Regions from separate parts of the Homo sapiens genome. Here region 1 is linked to region 2. The links are chromatin loops, found by intact Hi-C in ENCODE. Cell type or tissue: natural killer cell. All regions are shown on one strand.

Region 1 (8,000 bases), 910 kb before region 2:
TGACCCCAATGGTGGCCTTGGTGCTCCCTAACTATCTGTTCCCAACCCCATCCAGCTATCCTTATGGGGCACTCCAGACCCCTGCTGAAGGGCCTCCCACTCCTGCCTCGCACTCCCCTTCTCCATCCTTGCCCGCCCTCGCCCCGAGTCCTCCTCACCGCCCGGACTCTCCACTGTTCAACTCGAGATGCAGCTCTCCACTCCAGCTCAATCTGCTGCAGCTGGAGGAGCTCCCCCGTGCTGAGGGGGCTGCTGTTGCAGGAGGCCCTGGGAGCAGTGCCGGGCCCCCACCTCCCAGTGCGGAGGCTGCTGAGCCAGAGGCCAGACTGGTGAGCACTGACCCCTGCGTCTGCCTGCCAGCCCCCACCCCAGCCCCGCCCCTCTGCCACCCTGTGCTGCCTGCTGTCTCTGCCAGGCTGGCGTCTCAGCCTCCAGGAGGTGGAGGGAGTCCCCAGCTGAATTTCTGAATGAGGCAGAAATTGGCTACCTCCTCTTTGAAGGGACAGTCCTGTCTGTCTGACAGGTGGTGAGGACATCTCAATAACTTCTGAGAGAGCATCTGTCACTTGGAAAGGGTCTGGCCTCACATCCCCACTCTTCGCCAGCTTTCTTCTCTCTCAGCCTGGCCCTACTGTCACGAAGTGGGGAGCAGAGACCACTGGGGTTGGATGTGCCTCTCCCCACAACCAGTAAGAGCAGTTGAAGGGAGGCCTAGGTGCTGACCCCTCCATCCCTCCTTGCCCCCCTCCCCTCCTCCAGGCGGAGGTCACTGAGTCCTCCAATCAGGACGCACTTTCCGGCTCCAGTGACCTGCTCGAACTTCTGCTGCAAGAGGACTCGCGCTCCGGCACAGGCTCCGCAGCCTCGGGCTCCTTGGGCTCTGGCTTGGGCTCTGGGTCTGGTTCAGGCTCCCATGAAGGGGGCAGCACCTCAGCCAGCATCACTCGTGAGTACCCCGCCTCCAGCATCTCCCAGGGTAGGGCAGTGATTGGGGAGCCGGGAGCCCAGGCCCCGTCTTGGCGGAGCTTCCTAAGGCCACTGGGATGGACATGTGGCCTTTGAGGGAGGCCTTGTGAGGTCCCAGGAGTGGGCATGCAGCCGGCCTGACTCCCATTGGTCTGCCCCCCACTTCACAGGCAGCAGCCAGAGCAGCCACACAAGCAAATACTTTGGCAGCATCGACTCTTCCGAGGCTGAGGCTGGGGCTGCTCGGGGCGGGGCTGAGCCTGGGGACCAGGTGATTAAGTACGTGCTCCAGGATCCCATTTGGCTGCTCATGGCCAATGCTGACCAGCGCGTCATGATGACCTACCAGGTGCCCTCCAGGTGAGGCATTTCAGAGGCCTTCTTGGCCTTCCTTTCAGAGGTAGTAGTGGGGGCAGTTTTCTTTTCTGGGGCTGGCTCTGCCCTGGATAGGATAAACGTTTCTATCTTTCTTCCTGCTCCTTGGAGCCCTGTTACTAGTTCCTCCCAGGAGGAGAGCAGGTTTCCTGGTCTTGGAAGCCTTGACCTCGCATAGCACTAGTTTAGGGGAGGAGCATGAGGTGGGAAGCTGTGGTAGAGGAAGGATGCCAGCTTCATGGGTCCTGGTCCGGGTCCTGGATCCCAGCCTCTGCCTTCTGAACCCCTTCTTGGGCAGGGACATGACCTCTGTGCTGAAGCAGGATCGGGAGCGGCTCCGAGCCATGCAGAAGCAGCAGCCTCGGTTTTCTGAGGACCAGCGGCGGGAACTGGGTGCTGTGCACTCCTGGGTCCGGAAGGGCCAACTGCCTCGGGCTCTTGATGTGATGGTGAGAGAAGCCTGGGACGGGGAGAAAAAAGAATTGAGCTCAAGTTCAAGGGGGAGAAAAAAGAATTGAGCTCAAGTTCAAGGGGGAGAAAAAAGAATTGAGCTCAAGTTCAAGGGATCGAGGCCAAGAGCTGATCTCCTTGATGTCCTTGGATCATTAATTCTGAAGAATGTTGATTCCACTAAATTTGCTGTGGATTATAGAATATTAAGCCGCGTGAGTCTTTGCAGAACTTTTCACAGCCTATCCTATGCTAATATGCATTGTGACTGTCCTGTAACGGCATCTGGGTAGAGGGCACAAGGCACTGTCCAACCTTGTTGGACCGCAGGTGCATCTGTGTGGACTGGTGCTTCTTGGGAGTACATTTCGGGAAGCACAGTGGGCTGGGGGTGGGAAGCTGCGCTGGCAGGTTAGCAGTGAGAACCCTGTCTGACTCTCTCATGTCCATTTCTCTCACCAAGGCCTGTGTGGACTGTGGGAGCAGCACCCAAGATCCTGGTCACCCTGATGACCCACTCTTCTCAGAGCTGGATGGACTGGGGCTGGAGCCCATGGAAGAGGGTGGAGGCGAGCAGGGCAGCAGCGGTGGCGGCAGTGGTGAGGGAGAGGGCTGCGAGGAGGCCCAAGGCGGGGCCAAGGCTTCAAGCTCTCAGGACTTGGCTATGGAGGAGGAGGAAGAAGGCAGGAGCTCATCCAGTCCAGCCTTACCTACAGCAGGAAACTGCACCAGCTAGACTCCATTCTGGGACCATCTCCAGGAGTCCATGAGAGGCTTTCTTCTCCTATGTCCCAATTCTCAGAACTCAGATGTGGCTAGACCAACCAGTGGGAAACTGCCCCAGCTTCTCCCACCATAGGGGGCCGGACCCCCATCACCAGCCTAGGATCCAGGGGCTGCCTCTGGCCTCTTAGGGAGCAGAGAGCAGAACTCCGCAGCCCAGCCCAGAGGAGTGTCACCTCCCACCTTTGGAGAGGAATCCTTCCCTCCCCTGGACAAAGTTGCTGACAAGCTGCTGAAGTGGCCTCTCCATATTCCAGCTGAGCCTGAATCTGACTCTTGAGGGTTGGGGCTGCACTTATTTATTGCGGGGAGACAGCTCTCTCTCCCACCTCCTCCCCAGATGGGAGGAGAGCCTGAGGCCCAAGCAGGACCCGGGGGTTCCAGCCCCTAGCTGCTCTGGAGTGGGGGAGGTTGGTGGACCATGGAGTCCCTGGTGCTGCCCCTCAGGTGGGACCCAGGCGTTCTCAGCTGTACCCTCTGCCGATGGCATTTGTGTTTTTGATATTTGTGTCTGTTACTACTTTTTTAATACAAAAAGATAAAAACGCCCAGGACTTTGTGGAATGAAGTTTGGGGTTGGGGTGAGGGGAGCATGTCAAGGGGAGATGTGGCCCTGCTTTTGGGAAGGTTGTAGTGAGGGTGTACAGGGCCATCTCCTGACGACCCCCATTCCTCTTTTCCCCCATCCTGTCCAGGTGAGGGCCCTGCTGAGCCCGCTACGTCCACGTCCAGCTCAGACTCTGCTGTCCCCTCTAGCATGGCCTCAGCTGGGTTTGCCCTGGGAAGGAGAGCTGAGAGGTGCGTGTGGCCAAGGGCTTGGGTAAGCTCCAGCCCGGGTCACGGGTGGCCAAGGCAGAGGAACCCTGCTTAACTCCGTGGTGCCCTGAGGTATTCGAGGGTGTTTGTCTTCCTTGGCTTCCTTTTTTTTATTTGAGACGGAATTTCGCTCTGTCACCCAGCTGGAGTGCAATGGTGCAATCTCGGCTCGCTGCAACGTCTGCCTCCCGGGTTCAAGCGATTCTCCTGCCTCAGCCTCCCGAGTAGCTGGGATTATAGGTGCCCACCACCGCGCCCGGCTAATTTTGTATTTTTAGTAGCGATGGGGTTTCACCATTTTTGGTCAGGCTGGTCGCGGACTCCTGACCTTAGGTGATCTGCCCGCCTTGGCCTCCCAAAGTGCTGGGATTACAGGCGTGAGCCACCGCGCCCGGCCTTCCTTGGCTTCTTGGTCACCACACAGAGAGGGCCCTTCAGCAGGTCAGTCTAGGTAGCTAAGGGACACATGGAGTCATGTGCTCACTCATGGTTGAGTTGGCCCCAAAGGTGTGGAAGAATGGAGAAGCAAAGCATTAACCCTTTGGCTCAGAACCTGAAAGGGAAGAGGCACCTTAGGAAGGGATGAGTCACTGAGGAACCACTGCAGGCAGTTTGCTGATTTTCACTTACTGTCACCCACTAAGAGTTGATTTATCTTGAGGAACACCTGTTTTACGCCGGCGCCGTGGCTTAGCTGGTTAAAGCGCCTGTCTAGTAAACAGGAGATCCTGGGTTCGAATCCCAGCGGTGCCTGAGTTAGCGGGGAGTGATATATTATTGCTGCAAGTACACTTCTCCACTTTCAAAGGGCCTTTCTAAGAAACATTTCTTCTAGACTCTCCCTAAGATTCTTCTTACATGCCAATCCGTCTTTGGACCTCCGTTTCCCTGCACTTTTAGTGTGTATTGGAAACTACAGATTCTCACTTCGGTTTCATGAAGTAGCCTGAAGTAGGCATCTCAGGGTCTGTCCTCAAGAGTATGGAAGACAGGGCTCGGATTTGGACCCGTTTTGTTTCCATCCTATGCTCAGGGAGGAGAGGGAGAATAGGAAGGCTGCCGCTCCAATGGGGCTGCTGACGTCTGCTGGAGGGAAGGCATGGTCTGCGCCACCGAGCAGAGGCGCACGAGCGCAGACGTCTCTAGGCGGCGCGGGTGGAGCCGGGCGGAGCCGGGCGGAGCCGGCTGGAGGCGGGCGTGTTGATAGGCAGCTATAGTTGCACAGGGCCGACAGCGCACGCGGCTGTGATGGCCGAGTGGTTAAGGCGTTGGACTCGAAATCCAATGGGGTCTCCCCGCGCAGGTTCGAATCCTGCTCACAGCGTCACTAGTTTTGGTATTTAGGTATCTCGGTCTCTGGAGAAGGAAAAAGCAGTTTGTTTTCTGGTTCTTTCCTTGGAGAATCTCCCGCGTTATTCTGAGAATCTCAGAGACTCGGCCGTCAGGGACCAGCCCGCGAGCGCCCTCTTGCGATTCTCATAGTCCTATCGACCTGCAAAAACTTTTTTACTGCGGATTTCAATTCCTAACGCCACCACACTCGGGTGGCTCCTTAGTGCTACTCAGCAATCGTTACTTTCCTCCAATTCATTCACTCTCATACTGCCCCATGAGACTGTTTCATTCCTACCCTCACCTCAAACTACGAATCCCTTCTCAGCTTTTACTTCCTGATTCACTGAGAAAATAAACCATTCCGGAGTTCCCCATCAACATTCACATCGCACCTACCTACCTACCTACCTAATTGAGTCGGTGACCACGTACTCTTCTTTTCCTTCATTATTGTAGAAGAATGCTTCCACCTAAAGCCAACCCCTACTTTTACTAGATTTCCCATCCCTCTGGCCATCTCAAAGACACTGCTTTTTCCTATACCATCAAAATTTCCCTCTCAGCCGGGCGTAGTGGCTCACGCCTGTAATCTCAACACTTTGGGAGGCTTGACGGGTGGATCACTTGAGGTCAGGAGTCCGAGACCAGTGAAACCCCAATCTCTACTAAAAATACAAAATTAGCCGGGCGTGGTGGCTGACGCACGCCTGTAATCCCAGCTACTCGGGAGGCTGAGGCAGCAGAAGCTCTTGAATCCGGGAGACGAAGGTCGCGCCATTGCACTCCAGCCTGGGCAACAATAGCAAAACTCCATCTCAAAAAAAAAAAAATCCCTCTCTACTTGATTTTTCTCTTCAGCCTACAGACACTAATTTCCCCCAATTTAGAAGCAAGACAACAAAAGCTATCTTGACCCCACACGCCTGTCCAGCTACCACTCAATTTCTCTACTCCCTTCTACAGCAAACAGAGCAAGTTATCCAATTCCATCTTCCCACTCTCCTTTGGACCCTTGCTAATCAGGTGTCCACCGCCCCCATCAAAGCTGCCCTTGTTAAGGTTGCCGAATGATCATCACATTGCTAAATCTATTGACCATTACTTCGTGGAAGCTGATACCGATGCTCACTCTTCCATTAGAAACACTCTTCGCTTGCCTTCTAGGACACTACGTCCTTCTGATATTCCTTCTACTTCATCAGCAGCTTATTCTCAGACTTCTTTGCTGTTCCTCACCTTCTGGATCTCTAAATGTTGGACTGTTCCCAAGGCTCAATTTTCCAACCTCTTCTCTATCTGTACCCACTACCTTGGTCATTTCCAGTTTCATGGCTTTAAATATCAGGTAATACATTAATACATCCCAGATTTTCATCTCCAGCTCCAGAACTCCCCCCTGAGTTACAGATGCTTATGTATTATTGCCCACATATCATCTACACTTGGAAAAAGCTAATACAGATCACAAACTTAAAATGTGCAAACCAAGGCCGGGCGCGGTGTCTCGTGCCTGTAATCCCAGCACTTTGGGAGGCCGAGGCGGGCGGCTCACCTGAGGTCGGGAGTTCGAGACTAGCCCAACCAACATGGAGAAACCCCGTCTCTACTAAAAACAGAAACTTAGCCGGGCGTGGTGGCACATGCCTGTAGTCCCAGCTACTCGGGAGGCTGAGGAAGGAGAATCACTTGAACCCGGGAGGCGGAGGTTGCGGTGAGCCGAGATCATGCCATTGCACTCCAGCCTGGGGAAAAAGAGTGAAACTCCGTCTCAAAAAAAAAAAAAAAAAAGTGCAAACCAAACGCCTAGGCTTCTTCCCCAAACCTCCTTCACCTGTGATCCTTTCATCTCAATAAATGGAAATTCCATTCCTTCAGTTATTTAGACTAAAAACCTTAGCGTCGTCCTTGATTGTTCTCTTTCTCTCCCACTCTACATCAAATGAGCCATTTCTATTTACAATATGTTAGGGTCAGGTGTGGTGGCTCACACGTGTAATCCCAGCGCTTTGGGTGGCCAAGGCAGGAGGATCTCTTGCGTCCAGGAGTTCAGGACCAGCCTGAGCAACATAACAAGACCCCAGTCTCTGTGAAGATTAAAAAAAAAAAAAAATTAGCTGAGCATGCTTGTTATCCCAGCTATTTGGGAGGCTGAAGAGGGAGTATCACTTGAGCCCGGGAGGTTGAGGCTGCAGTGAGCAGTGATTACACCACTGAACTCTAGCCTGGGTGATGGAATGAGACCCTGTCTCAAACAAAAAAAGAAAAAAGTCTAACATTTGACTATTTGCCATTACACCATGGTCCAAGCCACCCTCATCTCTCACCTAGATTATTGCAATACCCCCTAAGTTATTTCCTGGCTAGTTCCAGAGTCTACTTTTTTTTTTTTTTTTTTTGAACAGGGTCTTGCTCTGCCTCCAAGACTGGAGTGCAGTGGCGTGATCTGGGCTCACTGCAGCCTCCTGAGTTCAAGTGATTCTCATACCTCAGCCTCCCAAGTAGCTGGGACTACAGGTGTGCACCACCACGCCCAGCTAAATTTTGTATTTTTAGTAGAAATGGGGTTTTACCATGTTGCCCAGGCTGGTCTCGAACTCTTGACCTCAAGTGATCCATACCCCCCCACCCAGCCTCCCAAAGTGCTGGGATTACAGGTGTGAGCCACCACGCCTGGCCTCTACTCTCTTTTTTTTTTTTTTTTTTTTTTTTTTGAGACGGAGTCTGGCTCTGTCACCCAGGCTGGAGTGCAGTGGCACGATCTCGGCTCACTGCATGGCTCTGCCTCCCAGGTTCAAGCGATTCTCCTGCCTCAGCTGCCTAAGTAGCTGGGACTATAGGCGCGCACCACCATGCCCGGCTAATTTTTGTATTTTTAGTAGAGACGGGGTTTCGCCATGTTGGCCAGGATGGTCTTGATCTCTTGACCTCTTGATCCACCCGCCTCGGCCCCCCAAAGTGCTGGGATTACAGGCGTGAGCCACCGCTCCTGGCTGGCCTCTACTCTTAATATATTGGGTAGATTGATCCTTTTAAAACATAAATCAGGGACCAGGCGCGGTGGCTGACACCTGTAATCCCAGCACCTGGGAGGCCAAGGCGGGTGGATGACCAGCCTGGTCAATATGGTGAAACCCTATCTCTACCAAAAATACAAAAATTAGCCGGGCATGGTGGCGTGCACCTATAGTCCCAGCTACTCGGGAGGCTGAGGCAGACGAATCGCTTGAACCTGGGAGGCGGAGGTTGCAGTGAGCTGAGATCATGCCACTGCACTC
Region 2 (8,000 bases):
TTTCCAGATCCACCTCCGACCCTTAAGCCAGAGACTCAGGTGAGGTTTGCCTTACCTTTGCAGCCTAGTAGCCCTGCCTGACAACGCCCCCCGCCCCCCTTTTCTAGACCTCACTTAGGGACTGTGTTTCTGGGAATGCCATTCTTAAACTGTGTGGCTTTGCATGTGATCCATATCTCCTTCCTTTCAGCCACCAGAGAAACGGCGGAGAACAATTGAGGATTTCAACAAATTCTGCAGTTTTGTTTTGGCATATGCTGGTTACATTCCCCCTAGCAAAGAGGTAGGGGCAAGAGAATTACTGACTTGAGGCTGGTGTGGTGGGACTATAGAGTGACTGTTGTTCAAACAGAACTGTATTGCTTTATAGAAGGAGGCCCTTAGAAATTATATGTAAGACCAGGGAAGTTGGAGACTCTTAGGGCTGTGGTAGGAAAGCTGGTATGCGGGGAGTGGATGGCCGGGATAGCTAGCTTGAACAGCAGTGAAAAGGAAGGGGGATTTGGAGTCGCTGGTTGAGATTTTGGCATAGTCTTGAGGTGCTGTGAATGGAAGGTGTTTATGGATAAATTTTAGGGAGATGAAAATGGTAACAAATGAGGCTATACAGAAAAAGAGCTAAGGACATAACGGCTCCGGTCTGGGTGATACAGTGTTCCACAGGCCCTGGGCAGGGGCAGCGGTGAGGTGTCAGACTTGAGGGTAGAGGTAACACGGACTGGTCAAGAGGACATGCTGATGGGAATTGGGGTGGGGAGAAGTTTTTGGAGTACAGTGGGATTTAGTGGTTGAGGTAGGACATTTTGGGGTAAATCCAGTCACTCCTTTTCAAGCTGGGTTTGTGGAGGGGCTGAGATGACACTGGGGTTCTGCTGACCCTGGTCTCTTCCCCCTTTTAAGGAAAGTGACTGGCCAGCCTCTGGCTCCAGCTCTCCATTGCGAGGAGAGAGTGCGGCCGACAGTGATGGCTGGGACTCGGCCCCCTCAGATCTTCGAACCATCCAGACTTTTGTTAAGAAAGCAAAGTCATCCAAGAGAAGGGCAGCTCAAGCAGGTCCCACCCAGCCAGGACCCCCAAGGTCCACTTTCTCTCGTCTGCAGGCCCCCGACAGTGCTACCTTGCTTGAGAAGATGAAGCTCAAGGACTCTCTCTTTGATCTGGATGGGCCCAAAGTGGCATCTCCTTTGTCCCCCACATCCCTGACACATACCTCCCGGCCCCCTGCTGCTCTTACCCCCGTGCCCCTTTCCCAGGGGGACCTCTCCCATCCTCCTCGAAAGAAGGACCGAAAGAACCGAAAGTTGGGGCCAGGAGCTGGGGCTGGCTTTGGGGTGCTTCGGAGGCCTCGGCCAACTCCTGGGGATGGGGAAAAGAGATCTCGAATCAAGAAGAGCAAGAAGCGGAAGTTAAAAAAGGCAGAACGGGGGGATAGACTCCCACCTCCTGGGCCTCCCCAGGCACCCCCCAGTGATACAGACTCTGAAGAGGAGGAGGAAGAGGAGGAAGAGGAAGAAGAAGAAGAGATGGCAACAGTGGTAGGGGGTGAAGCCCCAGTCCCTGTGCTGCCAACACCCCCTGAGGCTCCTAGGCCCCCTGCCACAGTGCACCCTGAAGGAGTCCCTCCTGCTGACAGTGAAAGCAAGGAGGTGGGCAGCACTGAAACAAGCCAAGATGGAGATGCCAGCTCCAGTGAAGGCGAGATGCGGGTCATGGACGAGGACATCATGGTAGAATCAGGTGAGAGGTTCGGGCTGGGGCGAGGGGTTTGAGGGTGTTGTGGATCCAACAGCTCAGGCAGAATACCAAACAAACCTTTTTTTCCCCAGGTGATGACTCATGGGATCTGATCACATGTTACTGTCGAAAGCCCTTTGCAGGGCGGCCCATGATTGAGTGCAGCCTGTGTGGGACGTGGATCCACCTCTCCTGTGCTAAGATTAAGAAGACCAACGTCCCCGACTTCTTTTATTGCCAGAAATGCAAGGAACTGAGGCCAGAGGCCCGGCGGTTAGGGGGGCCTCCCAAATCTGGAGAGCCCTGATGGCACCAACTTTAGCCTGGAACTTCCAAATGACAACATGATTTGGGAACTGAGCCTCAGGGTCCTCAGCCTATCCCCTGGAGCTTGGATACTGTCTGCACTTCAAGGCAGGAATTCTCAAGGGAGACTTGTTTGAAAATGAGTGTCTCACTTTCCCACCCTATCCTTCCTCCCCACTCTGTGGACTTGAAATTGAATCCATTACGGTTGGGGATGGGAGGCTGTCTGTGTCCCGACACATAATCTCTGTCTCTTGGACCTGCCACCATCACTTTCTGGGTCAGGATTGGAATTGGGATGGAATGGGACAGTTGTCTATAAAACTCTAGTGTAAATATTAGCACTCCCCTCCCTCATCTTTTCTTCTATTTCACTCCCCATTTATTTTCTTCTACACCGGTTGTATTTTTAATTTTGGACTTCCCCTATTGGGCATGGCAGCTCAAAGGTGGAGTACTAGAGCCTGGCCAAGTGAGGAAGGAAAGCAGAAAGGTGACGATTCTCACTCACCTCTTTTGTTTTTAATAATATCGGCCGCTGTTTGTACAGACAGCCTGCGTGTTGTAAATAAAGCAGAGTGGGCTCTTTTGTGTTTATAGCCCTCACTGTCCTGCTCGGGAGGGAGGCTTTGGTGGCTGAAGACTAGCTGGAGGTGGGGCTGAAACCCACGTCTCAAAGTCCAATCTGAAGATATCACAGCACTGGGCCTTTCCCACCCCAAGACAAGTAAGCCACCTTAGAGCTTTCATTGTATTTGGCCCTCCCCACTCGAGTCTAGGAACCCCCACAGTCCCCACCTTCACTCCCTGCACGCACACTCCTGCGGGTCAGAGTTGCTTCGTGCTCCATCGTGGGTGGGGTAAAGCGGGGTGGGAGCCGATGGTCCGTTTCCTGAAGGCACAGGCCAGCTTAGCCTGGGTGCTCAGAGGACCTCGGCTGGGGTACACGTTTGGGGGCTGGGAGACCGTTGCTGAAGGCAGCGATCATGTGGCGGGGGCACTAGGCGGAGTCAGACGGTCACGTGATTGGGAGGGGATCACGTGACGGAGGGCGGCTGAGGAGCGCGGGGTGGCTGCCTTTAAGTCACGTGACATGAGGAGAGGTGGGCGGGTACCTGGAGGAAGCTCGCGGCGTCGGTGGCGGTGGCGCGCGGCGGCCGCTGAGACCGGGGCTTTGAGTCGCACCCCGCGGCCCGCCCCCCGCCGCCACCCTCGCAGATCCGTGCTTTTTCCCCTTTGCTTCTCTCCCGTACTGGGTCAGTCCTGTCCGCGCTCGCGCGTCGGTTTGCGGGTGTGCGCAGGCGCGGCAGGGGCCATTAGCCCTTTGGGTGGGCGGTGGAGCCCGGGAGCGCGCGGGCGAGACCATGGCGGGTAGCAGCACTGGGGGCGGTGGGGTTGGGGAGACGAAGGTGATTTACCACCTGGATGAGGAAGAGACTCCCTACCTGGTGAAGATCCCTGTCCCCGCCGAGCGCATCACCCTCGGCGATTTCAAGAGCGTCCTGCAGCGGCCCGCGGGCGCCAAGTACTTTTTCAAGTCTATGGATCAGGATTTCGGGTGAGCGCAAGGCCTAGATAGGACCGGCGGGGGCTTTGCTAGAGTGGATTGGGCGACATGGAGGGGCACACGTCTACTTTGGGCCACACTGGGATTTTCTGGCCTATGGTGGAGCAGATTGTACTATGCTGAGGTAGGTTGACTATCCCAGGATGGACAAGGTTATGCTTGGATAGATTGAGGCACACGGACAGACTAGGATATCCTAAACCAGATTAGACAAGATTAGGCTTTACTGGAATAGGTGGGGGCATACTGGTTTATGTTGGAGTATTCTAGTCTGTACTGAGTAAATTGATCCATTGTCTGGTTGTTTAGTACGTTCTCAGGAGTCCTGTAACGCCTGTAATCCCAGCACTTTGGGAGGCTGAGGCGGGCGGATCACGAGGTCAGGAGATCGAGGCCATCCTGGCTAACACGGTGAAACCCCATCTCTACTAACTAAAAATACAAAAAATTAGCCGGGCGTGGGGGCACGCGCCTGTAGTCCCAGCTACTTGGGTGGCTGAAGCAGGGAGAATCTCTTGAACCTGGGAGGCGGAGGTTGCAGTGAGCCGAGATCGCGCCACTGCACTCCAGCCTGGGCGACAGTGCGAGACTCCGTCTCAGAAAAAAAACAAAAAACACTTGGGCCATTATGGACTCTACTGGGTTGTATTGGTTAATCCTGGTTTCTCTTGGGGCAAGACTTGGTTTTATTGGAGCACTCGGTATAGGGGCAGACAAGGCTGTTGGGGCCTGTGCTAGCACAGGCAGCCGTATTGGGATGTTCCAATCTAGACTGGTGCAGACAGCTGCGTGTGGGGGCATTGTAGGCTGTGCTAGAATAGATTGGGCTATCCTAGGGTAATTTGGGACATTCAGGGCTATCTTGGACTAGATTGGCGTGTAAATAATGCAGAGAAAGCCCTTTTGTGTTTATGGTCTTTGGGGCTGAGCCTTCTGGGTCCTCAACCTCTGCTTTTTTTTTTTTTTTTTTTTGAGACAGTCTCGCTCTGTCGCCCAGGCTGGAGTGCAGTGGCGCATTCTCAGCTCACTGCAAGCTCTGCCTCCCGGGTCCACGCCATTCTCCTGCCTCAGCCTCCCAAGTAGCTGGGACTACAGGCGTCCGCCACCACACCCGGCTAATTTTTTGTATTTTTTAGTAGAGACGGGGTTTCACCGTTTTAGCCAGACTGGTCTCTGACTTCTGACCTCGTGATTCGCCCGCCTCAGCCTCCCAAAGTGCTGGGATTACAGGCGTGAGCCACCGCGCCCGGCCCAACCTCTGCTTTTTTGAAGGCAGGCTGGATTAAGTTGGGATAGCATGGGTTTTAGAAGAACTGAACAAACTGGACTCTAGCTAGAAAGATTGTTTGACATGGGGATGCTGATACTATCTTGGGAGTTATCTTGGCTTTAAGGCAAGGTTTTTCTAGTTGTCAGCAATGTAATCTTGGACAATTTATTTAAATTTTGTGTCTTGATCTCATCTGTGACATGGAGAAAATCACAGAATGAAATGGTTAGTTCACGTGTGTGGCACACGGGAAATTCTTGGTGAATGGTAATTGTAATTAGCATTGAGGCTGACCACTCTGTAAAGTAGGTTATGGTGATACAGAATAATTTGCCTCAGAGTGGACCAAGCTGTGCTGAGATTGTGTTATGTTGGGAAGAATCCTACATTATGCTGAGACGGGTTAGTAGTGACTGGGCTGTGTTGTCACGTTGACAGCAAATGGATTATGTTGATATATATCCTGGCTCCCATGACCATATTAGGCTAACGGGTTAATTAGACAAGGTGTCCTAATTTGGGGCTAAGGTTGTGTGTGGAAAGAGAGAGAGGAACAACTAGGGTAGAGAGTCTGATGCTTTATACGTTTATTCATTTAGTCGACAGTATTTGTTAATGCTTAAGTGTCAGTGTGTGGTGTGTGGCTAGGACATGGTGTTGACCAGAGTAAGTGTTCATGGTTTGATGTCATGGTCAAGAAGAAGGGGCAAGTCCGGTCCACCACAGGGAACCCATTGGAGAGATGACCCCAAGGCTGGGCTTTGGGATCTGTCAGGTTGAGCAGATTGCTTTGTGCAGAATTTTGTGCCCAGTGAGGCACAGGGGAATGGGAACCCCAGCTTGCCCTCTCCTTGGGAGCTTTCAGTCTAATGAGGAACTTCCATTGTTTGTTTGATCCAATGGGTGGTTTTTTTTTTTTTTTTTTTTTCTGAGGTGGAGTCTCACTCTGCCCAGGCTGGAGTGCAGCGGCGCAATCTCAGCTCACTGCAACCTTCGCCTACTGGGTTCAAGCGATTCTCCTGCTTTGGCCTCCGGAGTAGCTGGGATTATAGGTGTGCACCACCATGCCTGGCTAATTTTTATATTTTTAGTAGAGAAAGGGTTTCACCATGTTGGCCAGGCTGGTCTTGAACTCCTGACCTCAGGTAATCTGCCCACTTTGGCCTCTCAAAGTGCTGGGATTACAGGTGTGAGTCACTACGCCTGGCCTCTAATGGGTGTTTTTACTCAAGAAAGGACAGTCTTCTAGAAATGAATTAGAGAAAACTAAAGGAAAGTATAAGAGTAGAGGCTTTGATGAGGACCAAAGCCTTTTTTGGAAGGTTTTTTTTTTTTTTTTTTTTGAGCCGCCCAGGCTGGAATGCAGTGGCGCGATCTCGACTTACTGCAACCACTGTCTCCCGGGTTCAAGCGACTCTCCCATCTCAGCCTCCTGAGTAGCTGGGATTATAGACACCCACCATCATGCCCGGCTAATTTTTGTATTTTAGTAGAGATGGGGTTTCACCATGCTGGCCAGGCTGGTCTTGAACTCCTGACCTCAGGTGATCCGCCCGCCTCAGCCTCCCAAAGTGCTGGGATTACAGGTGTGAGCCACCGTGCCTGACCTTTTTGGAAGGTTTGTAAGGAACAGGGGTGGGGTTGAGAGGAGGCCACCAGCCAGTCTCATTAGATAGGTATCTCAGGCAGCCGCATCAGCGTGCGGGATTGCTTTTGAAACTGGACTAAGAGGTTTGAGTCAGACTCAAGGAAGTCTTTGGAGCAGCACTGTGCCCCTGAGGGTGCGTTAGGGAGAGGAGAAATAAGGAAAGGGGATTGAGTTTGGAGATTTCTTAGGTGTCGGAGTGAGTTCTTTCAATGTAAGAGAAGACCTGAACAGGGCAGGAGAAAGTCAACATCCTGGAGCCAGGTGAAGATTGGGAGAAAGTTTGATGGGGGTCGGGGTGGGGATGGTTGGTCCAGCTCACTGACCTCTACCTTGTCGCTTGGCAGGGTGGTGAAGGAAGAAATTTCAGATGACAACGCCCGCCTCCCCTGCTTCAACGGAAGGGTGGTATCCTGGGTAAGAGGTTCTGACACCGAGGACCAGGCCCCCTCAGCATTGCCAAGCTCCCTCAAGCCTCAGTCTGTTTCTGTATCCTCCCCAGGCCGCGCGTTAGCAGCCCTGGCTCTTTACCTCCTGTCTGTTTGGAGAGCCGGCGAGAGGCCCTCAGCCTTCTCCTTCTGGAGTCTCTAATACTTGCTAGGTTTTTTTGCTCTTCTCCAGCTCTCTGAGACCCTTTCTCATTCTTTCACTTACTGCCACCTGTCACACCCTGACTCCCAAGTGAGCCACTGTTTATCATTTGCACCCTTCTAGCTGGTGTCCTCAGATAATCCCCAACCCGAGATGGCCCCTCCAGTCCATGAGCCTCGGGCAGAACTGGCGCCTCCAGCCCCACCTTTACCTCCTTTGCCACCCGAGAGGACCAGCGGCATTGGGGACTCAAGGCCTCCATCCTTCCAGTGAGTCCTTCAGATTCTTGACTGCAGGGGAGGGAGGTGAGGAGGGAACCCAGGCCTTTGGTAGGGGACGCCTAGGATCCGGAGCCCTGTTCTCCTGATGTGGGTTGGAAACCATCTCTGCCTGTCCAGCCCTAATGTGTCCAGCAGCCATGAGAATCTGGAGCCTGAGACAGAAACCGAGTCAGTAGTGTCACTGAGGCGGGAGCGGCCTCGCAGGAGAGACAGCAGTGAGCATGGCGGTGAGGGGCAGGCCTGGGGGCCGGGAAGGGCTGGGCCAGACCCCAGCCTTGGTGGGGTGAGCAGGGGGAAGCTTGGTTCTTGAGCTTCCTGTCCATATGTAGCTGGGGGCCACAGGACTGGTGGCCCCTCAAGGCTGGAGCGCCACCTGGCCGGATACGAGAGCTCCTCTACCCTCATGACCAGCGAGCTGGAGAGTACCAGCCTGGGGGACTCGGACGAGGAGGACACCATGAGCAGGTGTGGCTCCGCACAGCTCTCCCCAGCGCACCCAGCCCCGTCTCGTCTTCCAGTCAATCCTCTTGTTCTTTCTCTTGGCCCCATGACCACTTTGGCCTACGTTTGCTCTCCTTCCCAACCTCCTGGTAGGTTCAGCAGCT

Evidence for each region. A loop is a pair of places that touch in the nucleus more often than their neighbours do. Peaks named below come from ENCODE experiments on the same cell type or tissue, not always from the same donor. Only the 100,000 strongest peaks of a DNase experiment are listed, where the experiment ranks them.
Region 1: it touches region 2 in a loop (7-fold over the local background); 3 of 110 quality-filtered maps call a loop at or near these places.

What each region holds. Positions count from the first base shown.
Region 1 is chr17:8,135,595-8,143,594 of GRCh38, reverse strand. It overlaps PER1 (period circadian regulator 1), which reads left to right. Exons shown (of 23, transcript NM_002616.3): 19 at 1-329; 20 at 760-946; 21 at 1,137-1,326; 22 at 1,640-1,790; 23 at 2,255-3,123. The coding sequence ends at 2,527. It overlaps TRS-CGA1-1 (tRNA-Ser (anticodon CGA) 1-1), which reads left to right and starts at 4,633; the gene lies at 4,633-4,714. TRT-AGT5-1 (tRNA-Thr (anticodon AGT) 5-1) reads left to right here and starts at 4,070; the gene lies at 4,070-4,143. RefSeq lists an enhancer at 3,028-3,706 and silencers at 4,104-4,153, 4,514-4,683, 4,704-4,763. In natural killer cell, a CTCF peak has its summit at 4,822 (motif pointing left); DNase peaks (open chromatin) are centred at 3,104, 4,074, 4,594, 4,834 and 5 weaker places; H3K4me3 peaks cover 1,343 bases; H3K27ac peaks cover 1,749 bases.
Region 2 is chr17:7,229,668-7,237,667 of GRCh38, reverse strand. DVL2 (dishevelled segment polarity protein 2) reads left to right here and starts at 3,151. Exons shown (of 15, transcript NM_004422.3): 1 at 3,151-3,599; 2 at 6,871-6,940; 3 at 7,238-7,383; 4 at 7,513-7,622; 5 at 7,725-7,860; 6 at 7,990-8,000. The coding sequence starts at 3,406. It overlaps PHF23 (PHD finger protein 23), which reads left to right. Exons shown (of 5, transcript NM_024297.3): 2 at 8-39; 3 at 191-283; 4 at 901-1,738; 5 at 1,828-2,630. The coding sequence ends at 2,042. RefSeq lists enhancers at 2,954-3,003, 6,995-8,000 and a silencer at 3,114-3,413. In natural killer cell, no CTCF peak of the experiment used is centred here; DNase peaks (open chromatin) are centred at 1,863 and 3,097; H3K4me3 peaks cover 1,272 bases; H3K27ac peaks cover 1,750 bases.